Regions from separate parts of the Homo sapiens genome. Here region 1 is linked to region 2. Evidence: chromatin contacts called from ENCODE Hi-C data. All regions are on one chromosome and are shown on one strand. Each heading gives the region's core, a stretch centred on a gene start or an enhancer-like site at or near the end of the contact. The rest is flanking DNA. Distances are from core to core; before and after follow the strand shown. Region 1 has its middle 24 kb from the start of COCH. Region 2 holds the start of G2E3 (G2/M-phase specific E3 ubiquitin protein ligase).

Evidence for each region. Hi-C counts contacts between places; a loop is a spot of excess contacts on that map. Pooled maps may share reads with other maps.
Region 1: a loop to region 2 is called in a pooled map, with 3 times the contacts of the local background. The contact joins the enhancer-like site here to the promoter of G2E3 in region 2. A Hi-C loop is called at or near these places in 5 of 37 single-sample maps with no recorded cell type and 3 of 50 pooled maps.

The regions. Positions count from the first base shown.
Region 1 is chr14:30,848,002-30,852,183 of GRCh38, reverse strand. No RefSeq gene overlaps it. Among named protein-coding and RNA genes, the nearest start is that of COCH, 24 kb to the left of the region's middle. Within about 2 kb of position 2,708, at least 3 of the 41 ENCODE cell types and tissues checked have a DNase peak (open chromatin) inside an H3K27ac peak, as active enhancers do.
Region 2 is chr14:30,556,051-30,560,579 of GRCh38, reverse strand. G2E3 (G2/M-phase specific E3 ubiquitin protein ligase) reads right to left here and starts at 1,422. Exons shown (of 15, transcript NM_017769.5): 1 at 1,308-1,422. All of the region lies in intron 3 of G2E3-AS1 (G2E3 antisense RNA 1), which reads left to right. RefSeq lists an enhancer at 1,567-1,756.

The DNA of each region.
Region 1 (4,182 bases), core at 1,459-3,958, 290 kb before region 2:
GTTAGGAAAGGAAGCTTGAAATTTTTAGTACAGACCCCTAGATGCAAAGAGGAAAAGTGCCTATTGATCTGAAAATCCCTAGAAATGACTAGCAAAAATAACCACCTCCAGTTGCTCTCTTTTTTTTTACCCTGGCTTATTTTTTCTATAGTACTTTTTACATTGGATCTTATTTCCTTATTTATTTGCTGATTTATTAAATTTGCTTATTTATTAAACCATCTGTCACCATTGAATGTACATGCAATGATGGCAGGGACTTTTTCTTGTTCACTATTGCGTTCCCAGTGCCATGTAATTGTCACTTGATGAATATTTGATGAACGAATGAATGAATCTATCTTGTTCAGCAACTTATCTCATTACCAAATTATCAACACACCAATAGATTTGGCACTTTCCTTTAAAAAAGCAGATTACCTAACTGTTATAGATTTGAAGGACTACATTCTATCAGCAGCATGTAGGAATAACAGTGGCATTCTGAAACAATTGTGTAGGTTAACAAGTTGGGGCACTCTGGCAGAGAATGGGCAAAGGCAGCACATCGAATACTTTGAGTTATTGACCTCCTTATAATTATCGTCAAGACTTTAAGATTAATAAAACATCTTAGCTTGTTCTGCTTAATAATACCTCTTCCTTAGCCTGTATAGTTTCTTGATTTAATGCTCCTATTTTTGGGTTAAATCCTCTCGAATAATTGCCTAGTAGCCAGTATTATTGGCCATTAGAACTTTTAACTGAGGATCTCCTCTTCATGGGTGCAGCCTGGGTTGAGAGTACTGTGCCATGCATTTGCTTAGGATTTACTCAGAAGGGCAGAGGGCATTGTTCATGAGTTACCTGTGAGAATTTTAAAACCTGCAATCTCTGCTTCCCAAGTTCAAGCGATTCTCCTGCCTTAGCCTCCCGAGTAGCTGGGACTACAGGTGCCTGCCACCACGTCCGGCTAATTTTTGTATTTTTAGTAGAGATGGGGTTTCACTATATTGGCCAGGCTGGTCTTGAACTCCTGACCTTGTGATCCGCCCACCTTGGCCTCCCAAAGTGCTGGGATTACAGGCATGAGCCACTGTGCCTGGCCAAAATGTTGTGTTTCTTATTTTGATGATAATTTTAAAAATGTGATGCAGGTATATTCTAGGTCATCAGGCTGACCACTTCACAACTAAGTTCTGCCATCATATTTCATTGCCCGTGTATGCATCTGTGTTTATGACAGTTGTGTTGGGGGCCATGCATTTTTATGAAACTCATGCATTTATGAGAAAAAAACAGAGACAGCTTGCTGTGCAATGACACACTTGTGGCAAGTGAAGATCAGAACACAGAGTACAGAGACCCAATATGAAGGAGCTTGGATCTGATCTTGTAGATAGATCTTCTGATGAAAAACCATTGAAGAGACTCAACTAAGGTGGAGGTAGTGAAGATGGAGTGGAGAAGAAGAAATATTTATGATGCTCAATCAACATGACTTGGTGATTGTTTATCTCCTGAGGATGGAAGGTTAGGAGGTGAGGGTTAGAGGAAGTAGTCAGTGATGACTCCCAGTGTTTCTCAAGATGAGCAATGAAGAGATTTCCCCTAAAGAAAATAAAGTTCTGGTGTTAACTTGAATTAATTATATAAAAGCATTACTTAACTATGTATATACACAAAATTAGGTATATATTTCTTTTATTAGTCTTATAAAAGCAAAAAAACTTACAAATTAAATATAAAAACTATGAAACCTGTTAATTCTAAATTAACAACATTCATTTAATGTGACAAATGTTTTGGTAGAACTGAATCACTATTTGCAAACTAAATATCTAAATATAACATAGACTGCTATAGTAGAGGATATTTTGATTTAGGATGGAGGAAAATGGTGGAAGAATTATCAATACACAGCAGCTCATGAACAGACTAAACCCTCTTAAAAGAAGAGGCCCTGCATTTCTCAAATTTGAGTGACTTGTTTTAAGACTCAGCTTGAGGCTTACTTCATTTGAAAGTCTTCTGTGACTAAACCGAGCATGATAGATGCTCCTCTTTTGGGTCTGTGCAGAGTTCTGTCATTTAATTTATCTCACAACAATATGATTCATAGGTATTTGTCTATCCTTGAAAACAATTTTTTAAATTTTCTCAAAGACTGGGACAGTGTCTAGCATACAGCAGAAGTAAGTAAATGTTGATTGGTTGAGGGAAAGGTTCATACGTACATTCTGGGCTTAAAAAAAATAATTGATTATGCTAAATAAAAAAGCCATGGGGATATATTAGTCAGAATTCAGTCTGAAGAGAAGAGAGATTATGAGTGTTATGAGATAAGTGATTCGTATGGGAATTAGATCTTACACAATTGGGAAGGAGCTGGGAAGTGAAGGCCCTGTAGGGGAATAAGGTGATAGAAGAGGTCATCAGCCAGGATAGGAGAAACCACATCTGTTGATTGGGAACCCCTTGGGAAGGTCTGCAGGAAGCTGTTTGGCCACCAGCTGTGTGTCTGGTTGTAGGTATGGGCTGCTGTTGGCCAACAAGGTCAGTGGTTGGGAAGAAGAGCTATACAGAGGAACTGTTCTAGAACACAGGAGACCAAAGACCAGCTGGAGCCTGCTGGGCACCTTTGCATATTTCTGTCACTGTGTCTGATGACAGACTTTCAGAACATAATGGCTATTGTTTCACTTCTGTCTTCTAAATCTCACACAAGATCCTCTTGGCCAATTAAGCCCACAGCCATAGAAGGGAGAAGATTTTGGGAAACATGATTTCAGTTTGACCGAGTCAACACAGAACAAACCACCACAGATTTCTGCTTCTGTCAGTGTGGCTCTTTAGGACAGTCTCTCAGGCACGTCTGGTCTCATAAGAGGTAGTAAGATCTCCAAGGACCCTCTCCCAGCAAATACAACAACCAGCAGAGCCGTGGGCAATGAAAGTGTGAGATGAGCTTTCCCTGAGAGTAGATGTCAATAGTCATGCTGCTACCAAGATATTGGTGGCCAGGTAAGAAAACTGAGCTTGGAACATCCAATGTGAGCTTCGACTGTGCCAAGGGGCTGATGTCATCCCAGGGTAGTACTGCCTTTTGCTGCTGGTAAAAGAAGAAGCAAAAAACAAATTGTCTCTGGGGGAAATCTTCAACAATTTAGTTTGCAGATTAAGCAATCATTTCACAATCAAAGTTCACCATGCACATTGCAATGCAAGCCAAGCTGAGTGAGATCAATAGAAAAAAAAAAAACAGATTTAGACCCTTCCCCATAGACTTCAGTTATTAGAGTTGTCAGTTGCACAATATAGGGAAGCTATGTTAAAAATATTTAAAGGGGAGGGTGTGGTGGATCATGCCTGTAATCTCTTTTGGAGATGGAGGCAAGAGGATCGCTGGAGGCTGGGAATTTGAGACCACACTAGATAACATATTGAGAGCCCCATCTCTACAAAAAATAAGAAAAAAGTAGCCAGGTATGGTGGGGCACGCCTGTTGCCCTACCTACCTGGGAGGCTGAAGCAAGAGGCTCTCTTGAGCCCAGGAGTTGGAGATTGCAGCGAGCTATGATCTCACCACTGCACTCTAGTCTGGGCAACAGAGTGAGACTCTGTCTCTAAGAAAAAAAAAAACTTAAAGAAATAATGGACACAATCAAAAAGATAAGTAAGTAACAAAAAAACCAGCAGGAATAAATAGGTAGACTTGGAAATAAAAGGGAATTTCTGAAAATGTAAAATACAATTGTTAAAAATTTAAGGACTCAATGAATGGGTTTGACAGCAGATTTAATACAGCCATAATCACTCCAGGAAAGGCAGAAAAGGAATTGGAAAACATAAAAAAGTAGATATGTGAGGAAATCTAATATATATTTAACCGAGTCCCAAAAAGTGAGACTAGAGAGAAAATTGTAGGCAATATTTAAAGAGATATGGGCTTTAAATTTTCCAGAACTAATCTATTCCATAGATCCTAGGAAAAACCTGTTTTGAAAAAAAAGGAGAGCTGTTGTAAAATATGCAGACTATAGTTAATAACAATGCATTATATTCTTGAAAATTGCTAAGTATAGATTTGAAGTGTTCTCATCACAAAGCAATGATATGTATGTGAGGTAATATATATATTAATTAGCTCGATTTAGCTATTCCACAATGTGTACCTATTTCAAAGCATGCTGTACATGATAA
Region 2 (4,529 bases), core at 173-2,672:
GGCTTAGAGAAGTATAGCCAATGTCTCTGTTACAAAGACACTATATGAAAAATGCTCATATTTTAACTATCCTAAACACCGAGTATTTAAGTCTATTCTTCCTGGCTAACACTTAAAAGTTCAATAGCAGGAAGAATGGGGGTGCTGGAATAGCCAGCACTGGATGAAGGAATGTTTTTATTCTGATTATTATGAAGTCCTACTTTTAAAAATATATTTATACATTTAAATGGTACAATATCCTGGTGTTAAAACCTTAAAAGGAACTTAAAATATCTTTTCGTATTAAGCTACACAAAACTGACGATTTTTAATAAAGATGTAAAACTTGTACACATTTAAAGTTCCCATTTATAGTTTACATTTATGGCACACTTTTAAACCATTCCAGAAGGCATGACTTTACTACTGGGTTAGACAGAGTTCCATATTTCAGATAGTTCATCATTAAAAATTAAAAAAAAAAAAGCCCAAAACAATAAAACCCAAAGAAACAGATGCTCAAAGCATTAGTGGATTACTTCCAAAAAGACTCCATAATAACCCAGTTGGCCAATGAATGAGGGAGGCGAAAAGGCAGGGCGGTGGAACTAAACCTTATCCCTATTGTTTGCAAACTAAGACCCTAGTTAATCACCACCGCTGTTACCACAGCCGGTTTAAATAGGAGTCTCGGATTTTTGCGGTACATGAAAAATGTCAACCGTGAAAGAAAAATATCCGGGTTTTAAATACAAAGGACACTCGAATTTCAGTTTAAATCCCACTCAGGCATTTCAAAGACTGTCACTTCCCTGCAGTCCAGAGTTAATCAAGGTTGCCCGGGTATCTCTCTCAGGAGGAACGCGGAGCCACGTAGAGCATCTTTTCATTCTAAACCCGCCCCAACCTTCCATCTTTCATTAAAAGAGATTTGTTTAAACGTGGCAACGCCTTCACAGTGAGATTTAACTACTGTTAAAATTTCAGCATTCGAGCCGAATTGGTGGAAATAATAAACTACGGGTTTAAAAAAAGCCACGGAGGATGCGTATAAACAAGGTTTACTCGCGGGGGACCGGCAGGGCCTCCGAATCCTCAACACTGAGAGCTGGCTGGCGTGCGCAACCGTCGAGAGCGCTGGTCCAGCAAACGCCCCCAGTGCCCCGAATTCCCTTAGTCTCCAGGCCGGGCCCCAGCACCAGACGTCCCCAAAAGCACTGCGAGGCCCCGGCTGCGACGTCCGGCCTCCTGACACCCTCTCCCACCCCACGGTCCTGCTTCTCTCTCTGGAACGTTCTGCGTCTTCCCGTTCCCCATTTACTCACCAAGGAGAGCTGGGCAGAAGTTCCAGAGCCTCAGTGCCACTTTTCCCGGCCCGCTGTACGTCGGGGCACGCCGACCGCGAGCAGCCACATTCAACGGCCCACAGGATTCAAATTCGTCCACTTCCGCTCGCAAACCCGGAAAGAGCGGTCGGCCCCGCCCTCGAGGGGTGGGACCCGCGGAGGCGCTGGCTGTGGGGAAGGGCCCGTGTGCTCCCGCCCTTCTGGCGCTCCTGCGCTGCTGCTCGGTGCTAACCTGGCTGTGTCGCCTTCGCTTGTTTGTTTTGTCGGGTCTCTCTCCCTATTTAGGAGCTCAGAAAAACTCCGGGCGCGGGGTCATTGTTTCCGCCTATTTGCTCTTGAGGGGATCCTCTTTTTTCCAAAATGGACAGAGATGTGCTGAAGTTTCGTCACCTTCGAGGAATGGGGCGAATGAAAGCACGAACGGAGGCAGGAGGGTTTTATCTTTCCCTTCATCCTCGAGGAAACAGCAGCAGCAGCAAGAAGGAAAAAAACAAACCCTCCAAGTACTTAGTGCAGCCTTTCCTGGGCCTCTCAGTCCTATCCCGGCACAGTCAGGGCTTTTAATTTATTTCTGTCCTGGGTTTAGGGAAAACAAAAAGCCAAGTTCACCCGTATTCAGCCAAAAGTTGAAAATAAGTGGTCGGACCAATTCCTGGTCTCAAATAAACTATTTGATGGTGTTAGAAGGCAATAAATTTTATTTCCCCCCTCAGATAAGGGCTCACTTTACGAGATTATTAAGTATTGTCCCGTGAGATTATTGAAACAACAGTATCTTTTCCTTTATCGAGGACCACAGTATGTCTTTGATCCAAAACGTCTTAAGCTTCTGAAGAGACATCTGGGAGCTTCCAGAAACTAAAGGAAGGACTGGAAATGCTAGGGGGTGAGGGGCGCTAAATAACTCTGACCTTTATGGCTGTGATTGATGTTGCCACCAGATCATCCTCACATCTAATAACATTGAATTACCTAAACGGATCAGTACAAACCAAACCATGACAGCATACCTTTAGCCTTTGTCAAAAATACAGTTTGAGGGCCGGGCGCGGTGGCTCACGCCTGTAATCCCAGCACTTTGGTAGGCCGAGGCGGGTGGATCACGAGGTCAGGAGATCGAGACCATCCTGGCTAACATGGTGAAACCCCGTCTCTACTAAATGTACAAAAAATTAGCTGGGCGTGATGGCAGGCGCCTGTAGTCCCAGCTACTCGGGAGGCTGAGGCAGGAGAATGGTGTGAACCCGGGAGACGGAGCTTGCAGTGAGCAGAAATTGCGCCACTGCACTCCAGCCTGGGCGACAGAGCGAGGCTCTGTCTCAAAAAAAAAAAAAAAAAAAAAAAAAAAATACAGTTTGAAAGGTTTACTAGATTTCTGAGAACCTATGCTACAGGTAATCTGACACAGGGGGTGTGTAAAGCTATTAACTGATGTACTGTTTTTAACAGTGGAAGATAGAAAATAATCTGTGTCTACAAATAAGGAAGGGGTTAAATACATGTAAGTTATGATACTTTAGCATCTGATATACTGACGCTGCGGGCACTAAAAGTAATGAAGTAGATCAGCGGGTACTGAAATGAAATACTGAAAAAGTTTAAGAAGGACTGTAGTATCCTTGTTTGAAAGTATGTGTGTGTATATGGTATACAAAGTTTTGGGATGGATACCTAAGCTGTAAACATCTCTGGGAGCGGGCTGGTAAATAAGAGTAGGAAGAGATGGAGAACTTTTACCTTTCACTTTATCACCAGTTGAATTTTTAAGATAATAAACTTTTTTTTTAATTTTGCAATTTTGTTCTTTAAGGAAGATTGCTAGAAATTGAATACATTCTAGATACAAAATCAGGTTTAATGAGCGTATAAATTTCTAATGTTTGGATAGTCTATGTCCATTCATTCATTCAACAGTTCTTTCTACAATTACATATAATGATTTGACCACACATTTTGTCATTCATGATATAGTGTATTATTTTATGTTTACATATCTAATATGACCCCGTTAAATATATTGCTCCTTGAAGTTTCTTGAAGGCAGAAACTATGTTATATATTTTCCTATGTCTTTCATAATTCTTGGCACCTTCCCACCATTCTTATCCTTCACAGGAATTAAATTCTCAAGTTGACCTGTATACAAAAGTTAAAAATGCCCTGGAAAAGCCACCCAAAAGATTATATATATATATATGATTTTCTTTATACAACTCTATGAGCAAGGTTTTGTGTTTTTTTTTTTTTTTTTCAGTTTGTCCCCTGAGTTCTCCTTGGTCAGTTCTTCTCTACAACCCTTAATTAATTCTTCAATTTCTTCCGCTAAAATGTTGTCAAAGTCATTATCACCCCGCAGCCTGGCCATCACTTGGAATAATGAGATTCAGTTCTCATCAGTGGTGGAGAGCCCTGTAAAGTCATTCACATTTTTTTCCATAAGATTAGCCAGGCTTAATTGTATTAATTGTCTAGGGTTGGTGTTCACTGAATGGACTATCTGGTTATCTGTACTAATTAAAATGTTGTTCTTTTTTTTTCACCCAGAGTGAGTATAGGTGATTTTGAATACAAACAATATTCAAGTAATGTTACAGCATTTTGTGAACAAAAAAGATCTTCAATAAATACCCACTGACTAAATCAAAGAGCCTGAGTACATACAACTTAAGGACTTCTTTGAGACGGAGTCTCTCTCTGTCGCCCAGGCTGGAATGCAGTGGCGTGATCTCTGCTCACTGCAAGCTCCGCCTCCTGAGTTTATGCCATTCTCCTGCCTCAGCCTCCCAAAGTGCTGGGATTACAGGCGTGAGCCACCGCGCCCGGCCACAATTTAAGGACTTTTGAAAGAAAATATTCATTGCAGGACGTACTTAAATCTAACAAACCTGGCCATCAGACCAGGCATTCTGAGAGCTTATAAACATTTTAAATTGAGTGAAATTGATATAAGTATTCCACTTAATACATGCTGCAAAAAATGAAGAATAAAATTAAGAATTTTATTCAGTCTCTGATAATCCCTCAGTAATGTGAACTAGCTGAGAACTGAATTCTTAGAAAATTTTAGTCATAGCTAATGTAACCTCTCTTTCCTGCTTTCCTCTTCCTATTCAATCCACATACAGCAGAAAACAAAACAAAAACACTCCTGGGACCAAGGGTCATCAATTTTACATGGAAGAAACAACATAAACTGCTTTG